Regions from separate parts of the Homo sapiens genome. Here region 1 is linked to region 2. The links are chromatin loops, found by intact Hi-C in ENCODE. Cell type or tissue: dorsolateral prefrontal cortex. All regions are shown on one strand.

The links. Peaks named below come from ENCODE experiments on the same cell type or tissue, not always from the same donor. Only the 100,000 strongest peaks of a DNase experiment are listed, where the experiment ranks them.
Region 1: a loop joins it to region 2, with 3 times the contacts of the local background. A loop is called at or near these places in 3 of 110 quality-filtered maps.

Annotation. Positions count from the first base shown.
Region 1 is chr5:11,523,460-11,531,459 of GRCh38, reverse strand. All of the region lies in intron 3 of CTNND2 (catenin delta 2), which reads left to right. Among named protein-coding and RNA genes, the nearest start is that of CTNND2, 380 kb to the left of the region's middle. RefSeq lists an enhancer at 2,110-2,631. In dorsolateral prefrontal cortex, no CTCF peak of the experiment used is centred here; no DNase peak of the experiment used is centred here; H3K4me3 peaks cover 298 bases; H3K27ac peaks cover 7,574 bases.
Region 2 is chr5:11,615,763-11,623,762 of GRCh38, reverse strand. The region is part of intron 2 of CTNND2 (catenin delta 2); the gene reads left to right. Among named protein-coding and RNA genes, the nearest start is that of CTNND2, 280 kb to the left of the region's middle. In dorsolateral prefrontal cortex, a CTCF peak has its summit at 3,926 (motif pointing right); no DNase peak of the experiment used is centred here.

The DNA.
Region 1 (8,000 bases), 92 kb after region 2:
GAGATGGGGTTTTACCATGTTGGCCAGGCTGGCCTCGAACTCCTGATCTCAGGATATCTACCCTCCTCGGCCTCCCAAATTGCTGGGATTATAGGCCTGAGCCACCGTGCCCAGCCCTCCCTGTCTTTTTTAGCTCACTGTGTGGGGGGCCGTGTTTCCCTCCCATCCCTGACTCCCTCTTTCCTCACCTGTGTAGGGTCCTTTATTTAGTTCCTTGCTGCTGGCTTTTGTTCCTGTATTTGACATATTTTCATGGTACTATTCCCATGTTCCTTGGCCAGGTGTCCTTTTCTGGAGACACTTGTACCCACCATCCTTGCCTGACCACACCTTTTGTAAATTCAGAATGATCAGTTCTAACAAGGTATCAACATTTTCCATTACTTCATCTCTTGCCAGTAGAGTAAACCTCTAATGACAGTTATGTCTGCAGGATGTTATTTTCGTTGCTTGCAGGAGACAAAGCCGTGTGTTGTATTGTCTGCAGAGCAATTGACTTTAAAGATACTACAGTGTAAACAGAGTGCTGCTTTTTGTGTGCGTTTGTAAGTTCACATTATTTTTTACTGTAGGCTTGGATAATCAGCAGTTAAAAAACCCCAGTCAAGAGTTCATAATCTAAGTATGATCCCTGGGCCCTTCAAAAATTGGTACCAAAATCCACACCATCATGTTTGCTAAGTACAAAAGGGAAGCTAGAAACACGTAGTTGTAGACGAAATGAGTGGCATTAAGATATATATGTGATCAGAAATATTGTTAAGGCTCTGCCCCTCTTATGTGACTGGGATGTCAGATTCCAGAAAATAACACATTCTAGTATTTTGAGTGCAGTGCTGAGGCCTGGAGGTCTGAAGCCCTGTGGATGCCACAACACCCCAATTCCAAAGGACTTGGTGTCCTGAACTGACTTGAAGACTGGCTGTGCCTGTCCCCAAAACACTGCTGCATCCACCTTGGAGTGAGCCTCTTCTACCTCCTGGAAATTAACTACGGAGATGTCCCAGGGCTGGAAAGCAGGGAGGGGGACTTCCCCAAATCACACACACAGGCCATGAGACCTTTTGCATTTGCTGGGTAACGAATACTTGATCATGAGGCCAAATTGGATCTATAAGTCCATTCTTTGAAGCTGCGTGATGGTTATCGAGGCAGGATTATTCAACTCCTACCCATTTCTAACCATCTGACATTATTGCTATTTACTAAAGGGAGCTTTTGGTTGGTACACTCATTATGTATCGAGATATTATGAGTCATCCTGGAATCCTCATCATATCTTTGCTTCCCCAGTAGAGTTGTGCCAACTATTTTGATAATGAAAACTTTGAGGTGAGCACTTATGGAGTTAAAATCAAAGGAACTATTGCAGTCAAGGAGAATCTAGGATGCCAATTCCATTGGAACATTTTTGGTTTCGGAAACTAAGCTTACTGCAAGGTACAATATTGCCTGAAGCTCAGAAAAAGTACAGCTTTAAAAAGCAATCTTATAGCATATAATATGTAATTTTCAAGATAAATTACTTTTTCTAAATAATATAGGAATTATGGGGTTATCAGTACAAAAGGATTTTGATAATTCTGTTTTAGATACCCAAGTGTGTATTGTTCTGAGTAATTTTAAAGACAATAAACCAAGGCAAGATCTCTCAAATCCATGATTTTAGATTGTTTGAAAATACCATTAATCTCTTTACAGCCCTTTTTTATGAAAATGTTTCTAAATCTAGTTGAAATTTTGCCTGGAATAAAGCTTAAACTATCTGCATAATCTTGGGTTAGCTCTGGAGACCCCATTCATATTCATAGTTATGCTAAAGATGTAGTAAATCCACTGCATGCTTTGTATTTAGGAAACTACAAAACCAGTTTCCAAACTAAGCTTTATTTGATTATCTTCCCATGAGGATATTGCTTTTTATTGAATCATTTTTTTTCCCGTGAGTTTTTCTTGAGTGCCAAGGCAGAGTTAAAAATAGATCAAAGATGGCTCAAATTATGTAGAACCACAGTGTGTATTTCTTGTTTATGAACTATGGAAGAATTTTGTTTCCTTTTCTGAATATCTGCAAATAAAATGTACTTCATTGGAAGACGCTTTGGTTTTATAAAGCATTTGAATTTTTTAACTGAAATTAAATAATCCATTTAGTAGCATTCCTAAACACAATATCTCTGTTTTTGCTGTTGTTGTTGTTTTGTTTTGTTTTTTGCCAGTTTTTTGCACAGCTAATAGAGCATTATGCTAAGTAGGAGGCAGACAGTGCTACCTTTTGATCAAGACTTCATTTCAGTTTCCTTTTGGTCAGTGGCAAGCAACCCTTATTTCCTAGATCTTCACAGCCAATGACGGAAAAATATGGCCTTGTGTCCCTGTTTTCCGCATTGCTATTTCCTGCCGGCACCAGTCTGTCCTGGTTAGCACACTGTGATCCTGGGGTTCCCTTCCCACATATTTTCATCACTCCATACCTGTCAACGCCGGCCTCTGTGAGAAGATCAGAAACTCAAGTGTGTCTCTTGAAGCCGACAACATGAATTGCCCAGCCAGACAGCTCTGCTCCATCCCAGCAGCCTCTGGGGCCACCTGGCCACTGATGAAAAGGGGAAGTCTAAAGTGCCTGCTGAGGTCAGGGCAGGTGCCTGCCCCACTGGAAGGCCTTCTTCTGTCAGAGCTAGGTCGCTGCTCACTTCCTTTGTGGCCCCTGGTTCAGACTCCAGGGTGTAAGGTGTGCATCTCAGAAAGGCCAGCACGGCCAACTCCCCAAGGCCATATACTCTGTGGTGCAGGCTTACATTGGGTTGGGCAGGGCTTGGCACCAGTGTGAAGCTGGACATTGGAGGAAGAGTTCCCTGAGGACCTGACACCAGCCCCAGACTCTGCACCTCCCTTTTGGTATTTTCCAAGGGATGTTGTTTCCCACTCTGTTCAAGGCTGTCCCAGTCCCTCTGATATATTTCAATTACTTTGACTTTTGATAACTCCATGACATGGAGGACGAACTCTTGAATATTTCTAATAAGAAATTTCATTTTTTTTTTATGTGAACTACTGGGAATAAGAACTCTTCATTTCATGGGTTGCTGTGTTTTACTTGTTGACACAAAGTGAGTATACAAATGAAAACCCAGAAAGCCATTACTTAAGAGCACAGCTTCAAGTCTGTGAAAATTATCTCAACTCCAAAAGCTTCTGTGCCTGTGACCTGTGCGGCTTGTCTCCAAGTTACAGTGATGCCTCCTTGATGGATGATCTTGTCATTTGACACCAAGTACAACTGCAGTAGTAACAATATGTTCATTCTTTCTGAACCCTGTATGAGATTCCCAGGCTTGGGGACCCATTGTGAAAATGACATTGATTGATAAGTCCCCCGCGAGCTTTTAAATGTGGCTCTCTTTATATGAGTGCTCATACTGCATGGGTTTTTTAAATTGACTCTATTAATATTGTTATGTTATTATGATATTATTCTAGTTTATTTACTTTTCCAAAGAAATCTGTTTAAATCTGTTTGGAAAAACACCCTTAATGCAGCGCCGTACCCAAGTCATAAACCATTGCCATTATGTTGACTACACCCTGGGGTAACTGTTAGGAAGACATTTATTACACAATGTTTATTGCACGCCTGTGTGTCCACTGTTCTCTGTTAAGTGCCCAGGGAAACATAAAGCATAAGATCACCCTTTCTCGTTAAGAGTATACAGTAAAATTTAGAAGACAGGTTTATATGAAATATTAAATATAATGACACAGCAGCTTAGAGGAGTGTCATGCTATGACCAAGCTCTTGGTGAGAAACTATCACTAGAGGAACAACTGATAAAAAGTCTCAGAGATGCCTTGGAACTGCCATTGACTCCACCTTTGCTTCTATCTAAGGGGAGCTTTAGAGCTTGGAGATAAAGGGAAGGGGCTGAGATGGAGCAAAGGTGGGGAGACCTCGAGCCTGAGTTCTGCCTAGAGGTGGATGGGTGGGAAGGGTACAGGGGGTGGGATTCCAGGGCAGGCTCCCAGAAGGCCTTGTGCGGGATGCAGTGGAGACTTGAAAGAGGTACTGTGGGGCACAGTGTATCTTTGCATGAGTAGGGAAGGACGAGGCTTCTGGCGCCAGCCTGCCTGAGTTCTAAGCCACACTCTGCCATTTGTAGGCCTGACAATTTGGAGAACTGTATTCTACTTCTTTGCATCTTAGTTTTTTCTTTTTTTTTATTGTGGTAAAAAAATACATAACATTTACCATTTTAATAATTTTTAAGTATAAAATTCAGTGTTATTAAGTATATTTACAATAGTGTGCAACCATCACTCTATCCATTTCCAGAATTTTTTCATCTTCCAAAACTGAAAGTATAAATTGTAACTCCCCATCTGCTCTCCCCCAACCCCACCTTCTTTTTCTTTTGTCTCTATGAATTTGCCTACTCTAGGTACATTATGTAAGCAGATTCATACAGTATTTGTCCTTCTGTGTCTGGCTTACTTCACTTAGCATGTCATTAAGATTCATCTATATTGAGCATGTATCAGAATTTTATTTTCTTTTTCACTTTAAATAATATTCCACAGTATGGACAGACCATATTTTCTTCTTCCATTCCTCTGTTGATGGACACGTGGGTCCTTCCACTTCGGGCTGCAGTGAAAACTGGTGTACAGGTGTCAGTGTGAGTCCCTGTTTCAGTTCTCCTGGGTGTGTACCTAGGAGTGGAATGGCTGGATCAAGTGGTAATTTTGGTTTTAATTTTGCACCCTAGTTTTCTTATGTATAAAGTGGGGGTGCTGATAGTTCCTAAAACACAGGGGTATTCTGAGGATTAAGTGTTAATACATAACAAAATGCTTAGACATGTTTAGAAGAGGGCTGGCGTGTGGCAAACTCTAGCAAGTGGTGGCTGGCGTGATTCTACCGAAGGCACCAGCTGCCCCTGTCCTCAGCCAGCTGGGCCAGCACCTGGAAGTGAGGCCTGAGGATCAGCACTGCCTAAAACAAGGCAGCATACACAGCAGGTGCACACTTAACGTCATCGATAGGTTCCGGAAACTGCGACTTGAAGCAAAACAACATATGACAGAACCAATTTCACCATAGGCGAGTTGGTATAAACAAGAGTTAAGTTTGTATGGCGGCTTCTGGTCACAAAAACATCACCAAACTTCTGAATGAAGACCAAAACGCTTCTAATATTCAACAAGAAATGAATGTGTGTTATCCATACATTTAGGAAAGTTTAATAAAAACAAGTAAGATAGACCGGGCATGGTGGCTCATGTCTGTAATCCCAGCACTTTGGGAAGCTGAGGCGAGTAGATCACTTAGGGCCAGGAGTTCAAGACCAACCTGGCCAACATGGTGAAACCCTGTCTACCAAAAATACAAAAATTAGCCATGTGTGGTGGCACACACGTGCAATTCCAGCTACATAGGAGGCTGAGGCAGGAGAATCCTTGAACCTGGGAGACGGAGGTTGTAGTGAGCCAAGATAGTGCCACTATACTCCAGCCTGGGTGACAGAGCGAGACTCTGCCTCAAAACGAACAAACAAAAAAACAAGTAAGATAGTGATTTACCTTCTTATTTCTGTTCAAGGACTTGGGTGGCCCAGAGCCTATCCCAGCAGCTCAGGGTACCAGGTGGCCACCAAGCCCTGAACAGGGCACCATCCCATCGCTGCACCTTTCACACACACCCACACACACTCACACTGGGACTGTGTAGGCGTGCCAGTTAACCTCATGTGCACATTTTTGGGATTCTGCAGACCTGGGGAGAATGGGAAGACACACAGACAGTGGCCCTGGGCAGGGATGGATGCTATTTGAGAACTGCTGAACTTACTTGTGGTGTTGGACAATGAACGCTTTTTAACTGTGTGTGGTTCACAGTACTGCTGTTCTTGTCCTAGCTTTTGATATTTCTGTGGTCTCATAGGTAGGTGATGGAATGTTATGTATCCTTATTTACAAAGGCTGAGATCTGAATCAAAATGTTTAAATTTAACCTCTTCCTAAATTCTTTGAGGACATGAAATATGATTATGTGTTTTTTTTTTAATTTGAAAATGTTACTCATGGTACAAAAAGACAATGTATCAGTTTGTGCAGCCAGGAAGTTGAACTCTGAAATATCACATGTTTTGACAAGAGCCTCCTGGGGAAGGGACTACACAAAGAGGCGGTTTCCTGTTAAAAATTCAGCACATTGTGCTCTAAGTGCTGTGAGTTGGGCTAAGGATGAAAAATCTCCTTTGATATGTAACTCAAGCATGGATGTTTGGCTGCAGCTAAAAAGCCCTAGAGCTCTCCATAGTGAGTGTGTCATAAGGAAGGTAGGAATGCAGATGTGTTGCTGGCTGCCACTGGGGAAAGGTTATCTTACAATAAACACAAAAATGACTTTCGGCTTCTTCAGACAGCCTGCTTTTCTAAATTAGTAAAAGTTAGTTAAATATTCGATTTAAATTCCTTGTCAAATCTATCATACAAAGAATTTTGAGAATTGTGAGTAAGCTATGGATCAATGAACATAGCATATTTTTATATGCTATGTTTGAGTCAAGTAAAAGGACAACATTGTAGTCTTTTTTTTTAAGGTTTGCTTCCTTTGCATGATGAGAAACAAAATAAGTTTTGCAAAACGAAGTGATGATGCGTATACAGTTGAATGTACGTTACAAGCTCTAGTGTATATTATCACCAGTAAACGTTGGAACTGCATTAATTTTGTTTTGACAATCATTTTGTTAAAGTGTGTAGGTACTTTGTTAAAACAAGGAGAGATGGGCTCTTTTAGACAGGAACTCCTGGAGGGGAACAGACAGAAGCTTATCTCCTTCCTTAGGCCTCTAGCATCCGTCTTCAAATTGCCTAAAATTCTTTTGAGCAGGGCTTTGTTGGGGGAAAGAAACTGTGTTAATGCAGGGTTCCCTGTGTCACCAGGAGCGTCCTCACTCAGCCTCCATTAACCCAGGGAGGACTGGAGAGTCTCTTCACTGGTCCTTCTAGACACAAAAGAACAATAAAAATCCACTGTTTGCTGATGCTTGAAATTCCATTAGCCAAAGAACAAAAGCATTTCATTCTGCAACTTACAACAAAAGTACTTTCAGATTTCATGCCTTAGTGTGTGATTGTGTTTGAGTCAGGGCGTCATAAGTCAGGGAAACAATTCAAATGACTGTTTTGTTAGGAGGTGAAAGGGCACACGCTGTCTTGAGTGTCTGCAAAGGCTGAAGAGTCCTGTGGAGGGGACGTGGGAAGGTGGAGGTCACAGGTGGGGCAAGTGTGGGGTGCAGTGAGGGGATCACAGATTCCAGCCCCAGGCTTTAGGGCTTCACAGCCCACCTCCTGCCCACCCTCTTACCCTTATCTGAGATAGTTCCAAAAGGAGCCAGCCCTAGAAGGCCTTTTTTCCTTAACAAGCATTTCTGCCCATGATGATTTATGAGGATCACTTTTTAAACATGGTTGAGTTTGTATAACCAGGGGATTAATTAGCTGAGGAATCACTGTGACAGCAACACAGATAGAGCACCAGAACTGAAGGCCATAGATGGAGAGAATGAGACGTGCAGACCCCCTGCACCCGCTTCACAGCAACATGGGCTCATTGTTGTAAGCCCTGGCCAGGGCAGAGTGGTCAAGGGCACCAGTGAGTAGGACTGGCTGAGAAGGGGGCAGAGTTTCGATAAGGGAAGAGGAGGCAATCCAACCAGAAAAAAGAGAGCCATAAGAGCAGGTGCAGGAAGTCCCCGGTGCATTAGTTCTTTTCAGACCTCAGTGAAGGGACCTGTCTTTCTTGTTATGTTCTACTTGGAGATGAACTGAGATTGTCACTGTAGTAAATTCATCAAAAGTTCTTCTCTGAAGAAACGTGGACTCCAGCCTCTAGTACTCTGTACTGAACCACTAAACCTGTGCACATCTGAGAAATGCCCCTTTGTAGGTTTGTGATTATTCCAGTGTAGAGTCATAAAATACAAAGATGTCATTGG
Region 2 (8,000 bases):
TTGAACCCTTTACCATTGTGTAATACCCTTTGTATTTTTTGGATCTATGTTGGTTTAAAGTCTGTTTTGTCTGAAATTAAAATATTAACCACTACTTTTTTCTGTTTTCCATTTGCTTTGAAGATTTTTCTGCATCCTTTTACTTTTAGCCTATGGGTGTCGTTGCATGTGAGATGGGTGTATTAGTCCATTTTCACACTGCTGATAAAGGCAAACCCAAGACTGGGTAATTTATAAAGAAAAAGAGGTTTAATGGACTCACAGTTTCATGTGGCTGGGGAGTCTCACAATCATGACACAAGGCAAAAGGCACATCTTACACGGCGGCAAACAAGAGAGAATGAGGGCCAAGAGAAAGGGGAAACCCTTTATAAAATAATCAGATCTTGTGAGATTTAGTCACTGCCATGAGAACAGTATGGGGGAAACCACTCCCATAGTTCAATTATCTCCCACCAAGTCCCTCTCGTAACAAGTAGGAATTATGGGAGCTACAATTCAAGATGAGATTTGGGTGGGGACACAGTCAAACCATATCAACGAGCCTATAAGAAAATGAAAATAAAGCAAAGTTATGAACACTTCTACCGATTTGATATTGTTTTTCCTCTAAAATAAAGAGCCTGTCTGGAGGCTGAAAGTCTCATGTACTACATGGAGGAAGGACTATTTCTGCTGGAAAAATATCAAAGACCAACAGCGTAGTTAAGTTTCTCATTCTCATTCAGTGGGAACAGTTTGCCAGTAAATTGTCCTCTTATGGTACCAAAAATAAACCAGTCGTGTTGTTAATGTTGCTTTGAAGGATATAGTCATAGTAGACTAAAAATAGCAACAATAAAAGAAGGATTTAAGAAGTGGAAATCTTACATGCTTAAGGGGTAAAACAGTTGTTTTAATCATTCTGAAATTAATGTGAATGATATTAGTTTTACTTGCGTGTTTGCTTTTAGGGCTCTTTCTCCCTTGATATAATTGTCTCAACTCCATTTTGAAGTAGACAGGATATAAATGAATACTTCAGAATATATTTTTGAGGGTCCAGGTTTGTATGGAGGTAGGAATGGCTTCTGAGCCATGCTTTTGTGGGGGCAGATTTGCCTCTGTAAGATCGTGTTTTTCTGATAAGCACCTGACAGAGCTATAGTCAATCTGATCATTTTAGCCATTTTAACTGCATGGCCAGTTCAATCAATTGCACCTTTTAGAATGGTTTGGAATACGACCAAATCATCAAAAACTCTTCAGTTTATGAACCCATATGAATATAACTGAGATGTCCATTTCTGATAAGAACTCTTACAGCAAATAGTCAAAACACTTACATTATTATTGTGTTTATTGCAAAACCTATTATATGTAGTTGCATGCAATTGATGTTTAATATTAAGCTGGCTAGTTTCTTACCCTCAATCAAGGGTACAGTCATCTTGTTTTATGCTGGCAAGAAAATAAGTTCATTTACTTTTTGGTCTTCATTTAAATTAAATCTTAGCTTAGGAAACAGAATCTATTCATTATAAACTTCTACAGAAAAATCCTAATTTTAAGGTATTTTTAGACCTTGAGGAACAACTTGCATGATTTTTTACCAGAAATTTATGTTGGGTAATTGTTTGTAAATCCCAAAGAAGGCATGGGGTGATGTTCTTCTGTCTTATTTCTTAGTGAGCATTATGATAAACCTGGTATCAGGTCCCAGTTACTCATACTTAGATCTTTTTGGATTTTTAAGCATCCATTTGACAAATTTGAGTTTAGTTTTAATTTTAAGTGATGCTGAATATTTCATCTAAAAATACTGTATTTTGTTTGTGTATTATATTTGCAAGATGCAAAGAGTTTGGGACAAGGGAAGGAAAGTGCTTCAAGACAGCTTATAGAATCAGCCAACTATGACAGCCCCGCCTACATATGCTTAATGAGGCAATCCTTAGCATTAGGAGACAGCTTAGATGTTTAAAATTTTCAGATGGGAAACATATAACAAAGATAATTTACTCTTCCCAAGATATTAATGCTAAAGGTTGGGAGTAAAGCTGCTTCCTACCCAGAGTCACCTTTTTACAACATTCTCTTTTGTTGCATGAAGGAAGCTAAGTGCATTTTGATATATTATCTATAAACATCTAAATAAAATAAACTGTACCATATTGTATTTGTTATGTATTTATATTTGATTTCTTTCATGTTTTTAAATGATTTAAATGTATTTCTATAAGCTACAAATGCATGCCATTTACACGATTTTTTCTCAACCAAAAATACAAATTCCAAAGTTAAATCTGTGATCTAACAAAAACCTCTAATATAATATAAATGAAAAATCTGGAATCAACTCTGCATTAATTTTCAATAGTGAAATCAGCAAAGATGCTACTGGAAATATAAAATTTTTATGTTTGATAATTCAAACCTACTTACAAATAAAATATAATGATTAATGTAATCAACATGAAATTTACACTGAACAGATTTTTTTGCATTGCCAGAATATTACCAGTAATTATCCACCAATGTATCCATATTACAAAATTACTTTTTAAGAAGTATAAATGTGGTAGTCTAAAATCTGATACTTATTTTCCATAATGTTTTAAATATTGGTTTTATATGTTTGAATATGGCAGAATTATTTTAGATGGATGCATGTGTGTGTGTGTACACACATGCAGATACTCATCCACTCACATATACACCGTTCTTTCAGGAGACTCCTGAGAATGGCTGAGTAAACAGCAGTGAGCCAGGACCTACAACTATTCTTGATCTCTGGCATGAGACAGACAGGGTCAAGCAGACCACATTTTGGCTAATAAGTCATGTGTTCCATCAGGGCCATGTTGAGGTTCATATGCCCTGAGCACTAAATAGACTATTCAGGTATTCGACATCCAGAAATTCTGGGAATAGGCTTCCGAGCCACTAGGCTAAGTGTCACCTGGCACTTTTGCCTGGAACTAGGAAGAACAACTCCAGCCTCCAGATATAAAGAGCCCAGGATGTCACAGGTTATAATCATGGGGACTTCAAAACAGATAATAGACCCAGTGACCTATTGTTTTGAAAGGTAAGTTTTATTATAACTCAGGCATTGTGAGACCAACAGACCAGGAGACAACTGCTATTAAAAGATAGTTCTTTACTCATAGTTCCCAAAATGAGGGGCACCCCATGATATTCCAGGCTATACGGACAAGCACTGGGCCAGTCAGGAGGCAGAGGGAGCAAAGGGGAAATGTGGGCAAGCGCCTTTATTTGGCTTTCTGTATGAAGGAAGAATAAGGCTGGGTAAACAGGTTTAGGTTTGGATAGTTTGAATAATTTCAGCAGGCTGTGGGCTGTAGGCGCTGTCCTGGATTGTGTGCTCTCTGCCCCTGGGATGACTAGGCAGGGGAATATTGGTCCTGAATGTGACAGCCCTGTAGAGGAGGCAGTGATGTGATTGGGCACTGGATTGGTTACCTTGCATATGAAAGGTAGGCTGTTGGGCTGGTCATTTACTCTCTTTAGGGGTACACAAGCACTGGCAGGAGCTGTCCCTTCCAGGTCAGCCAGGTCCCAAGATGTCAAAACATCAGCATTACAGAAAATAAAAAAGGATGATTAGGATACCTATTAGCCATTATTCATTTCTTGGAAAGAATACCAAAAATAATGATGAAGCTACTGTTTTCAAAGTTTTTATTTAAGATTTATATTTTAAAATCAAGAAATGCAAAATATCATCGATTAAAATGCTTTTTGTTGATATTGAAATGCATTTCATACATTATTTTAAACATTTATTGAAAACATATTTGAAAATATCTAATCACTAAAGTATGATGGAAACTTCACAGGTCAGATAATAAGGTGAATCACATGATTTTTCTTCTGTGAGTGATTTAAATACCCACCAATCTGGATGCCCATTCATTTCATACCAACAGATGGCACCAGTAGTTAATGGAGAAGGGTTACGACTCTAGCTGGGATGAGTACAGTGAGAGAAATTTCCAGCTACTTGTGCAGCATTAAGAAACTGAGATATTTTAGATCATGTCATTTTTATAAACTCAGCCAAGCCAAAATGCATATGCCTTCTGTTTGGAATGTTTATCTAAACTTCTTTCTATGCCATCATGCAAACAAGTTCAGAAATTTAAAATATATTTATTACAACCCATGTAGAGAGTGCATATGGCTTCTGATCAACAGAGACTCCTGTACATAGGATTTAAAAAGACTAATTAATGAGTAACCCACTAGGACTACATATCAACTGTACTCTCAGACTGCATGCAGTGCCAGATAAAGGAAAGAAAAAATACTGAGAATAAATTTTGGTTTTGGGGTTTTTGTTTTTTGTTTTTGAGACACAGTCTCACTCTGTCACCTAGGCTGAAGTGCAGTGGCATGATCTCAGCTCAATGCAACCTCTGCCTGCCGGGTTCAAGTGATTCTCATGCCTCAGCCTCCGGAGTAGCTGGGATCACAGGCATGCACTACCACACCTGGCTACTTTTTGTATTTTTAGTAGAGATGGGTTTTCATCATGTTGGCCAGGCTGGTCTCGAACTCCATACCTCAGGTGATCCTCCCGTCTTGGCCTCCCAAAGTGCTAGGGTTACAGGCATGAGCCACTGTGCCTGGCCTGAGAATAATTTTGAGTTGTTTTTATTTTTAGGACTTTTATGTTTTTAGTGCATGTAAATAAAAGTCATACACCACAAAACTTCAGAAATAACATAATAACTTTTAAAAATGATTGTCGATTAATTTTGCAAAATATATTTCTTGAATTCACACAAGTTCCAAAGTTGCATAATTTTTTAAAAATGGAGGTAAACAGAATATGGTTTCTAGTTACTTAATTATGTTTCCTCAAATGTATTTTACATTTAGCTGAGAATGAATATCTGATAGATACAATAATCGGATAAAATCATATAAAATGAGTATACAAATGATACTCAATATATGTAAAATTAAGCTCGCCTAATTCCTGAAAGATTGATTGGGTAATAATCATAAGTGTTTGCTTTGAGTAGAATAAAGTGACATGACTGTGAAAAAAATCAATTTATGGTAAACTGTACCATGCAGTGGTAATTATTTCTTGGTAAAATTTCGGATAGTCAGAGGTGTGGAAAAATAAGAGGCTTAAGTAGTATTTTTACCAAATTACATTTATTATCATTTGACTCCAAAATCTATAAGATATATGTGCATGCACCTGTGTGGACATGTATGTGGGTTTATGAGTGTGTAGTGAATGTTGTGAAGACGTTTCCTAGGAGCAATTAGCAGCTTGTTCTAAGCAAGATGTTAAGGACACAAGTGGCCAGAAGTTTTTTCCTTTTTGGGTCCAAACCTGACCTGAACTAGCATGCAGCTCTTTATAGTTTTATTAATCTCACTAACTGTGAGCAAAATTGCGCATATTTTTGCAGAAACTTTAACGTGTTGATCCTAAGTGCTTCTCTTTGATTCCACAGTGTAGTTATAGTAATATATTTGTATTCAAACATTCTGAATTCAGAAATACGTCTAGCTCCAAGTGTTTTGTGTAGGGGATTGTGGGTCAGTAATTGATGGAGAGTTTCCTTTGAGATTTTTCAAATGACATGAAATGGACATCATGACACAAGTAGCTGGTATGGTTAGATATGAATGGTATTAAAAAAAAAAAGCCTGATAGGGTTAGGTAGAGGAGGCAGAGAATGATGAAGGTATAGGGCATGTTGTTAAAGTCCTAAATACGTGAAAAATAAAGGAGCCAAAACTTTTAGCAGCCCTTGAAGGATAGATATTAGCCATCAGTGTACCATCTATTACTATATTTACTTGAATTCCCTTTTCCATCCATAAAATGTGGGCAGTCAAACACACCTACTTTATCAGACTGAGAAAAGAGGCAAAAGCCTGTGGTATAATAATTTGGCAGTTCTGTATTCCCTTCCCTTTCTGGGAAATTGAGAATGTGAATTCACATATAAGTGGCTCTGAGAATTCCATAATAAAGATGCTTGTTTAACTTTGACCCAGTGTGTGCCCTTATTTATTTCTCTGTAACACTTGTGGAAATATTGTTCCCTTGAAGACATTTTGCAAACTGGCTCATATTCCTCTATATACCAATATGACACAGAACTAAGATCAAGAGCCATTTAATATTCATTTTTGTATGAATGTGCTTCTGACCTAACAATGAGCTTAGAATAATAGCTGCTCAGTAAATGTTTGTTAAGTAACCAGGTGAAGAAAAACTTCTAATGTGTGTACCTGTTATAGTATACATAGTTAATATATGATGAATGAATGATGGATGAGCTAAAATATGGCAACATAGAAGGCAAAACATAAACCAGATCTAGAAACTATGACATCAAGTGATATCAAATAGTGTTAGATGAGGTGAGAATGAAATGGGGTATCAGAGATCCAGCTACTGAGGAATGTCCAAGGAATTTCCTTCCAGGGGTGAGAAGTTATGAAGATGATGTCAGTAGAGGTCAATGACTCAAAGCCAACATCAGTGTCGTAACCCAAGATAGAGAATTCAGAAATAGGAGCATTTGTGTAAGGGAGAAAAACACTATTATGTGTATGGTTTTTAGTAACCACTTGGCCATCCTCGGAGGTAATGGACAATTAGAAATGTATTCCTGGAATTTTCTGGAAACCTTGGCACATGCATAGCCACAGGTCTGATACGAGTAGATATGATGGATGATGCTTTAAGAACAGACCAAATAATGGAAGAAAATGTATGCAAAGGAATAAATCCTTACAGGCAATACCTAGGAGAAAGGCTGCATTTTGAGGGAAACAAAACTGAACAAAGAGATTGGCAAAAAGAAACAGCAAACAGGGCTGGGCGCAGTGGCTCACGGCTGTAATCCCAACACTTTGGGAGGCAGAGATATGTGGGTCACTTGAGGCCAGGAATTTGAGACAAGACTGGCTGACATGGCGAAACGCTGTCTCTGCTAAAAATACAAAACTTAGCCGGGCGTGGTAGCACATGCCTGTAATCCCAGCTACTCAGGAGGCTGAGGCAGAAGAATTGCTTGAACCTGGGAGGTGGAGGGTGCAGTGAGCCAAGATCACGCCACTCACTCCAGCCTGGATGACAGAATGAGACTACATCAAAAAAAAAAGAAGGAAGGAAGGAGGAAGGAAGGAAGGAAGGGGAAGGAAAGGGAAGGGAAGGAGGGAGGGAGGGAGAAAGGAAGCAAGGAAGGAAGGAAGCAAGGAAGGAAGGAAAAACAGGTAGAAATTAGAATATTATTAACACCAAGGCCAAAGTATGTGAACCACATTAAGAAGGATGTGTAGTTAACCATCAGATACTGCAGATGTGAAAGTAAATAGGAAACTATTGGTCATGTGTGACAAGGCATTTCTGTAGAGTGGGAATGATAGAAACTCTTTTGCAGTGGACTAAAATGTAAATGCATGAGAAAAATAAAAGGAAATATTTTTAGGTGCTTGACAAAGTCATAGTAGATCATGCCTTGACAAAAAAGAGTTGAAGAAAACTGTAAAAAGTGATCATTTTTGTAGCGAGAAAATGGCCCAGAGGAGAGAAGGAGATTAAATTGGAAAGAAAAGCTGTCTCAGCGAGTAAGTAGGCAAATGTAGTTGGCAAAGGAGCATGAGAGCTTAAAGCCAATATCACCGTTTCAAACTTGGGTAACAGGAAAAATGTAATGTCATAAACCAAGAGAGAGAAGTCAGAAATAGAAGCATTTGTCTAAGGAAGAAAAATCATTGTTATGTGTATGATTTTTAGTAACCACTTGGCCATCATGGAGATAGAGGACCATCTCATGGTGCTAAAATGACCTTGAGACTTCTGATGGTCCACCACACAGGAATATTTGTGTAAAAGAGAATACCATTGTCATGCATGTGATTTTTCAGTAGCCACTTGGCCATCCTTGATGATCTTGGGACTTCTGATGGTCCACTACATAGTCCCAGGCCATAGAATAAATGCCTATGGTCTTATC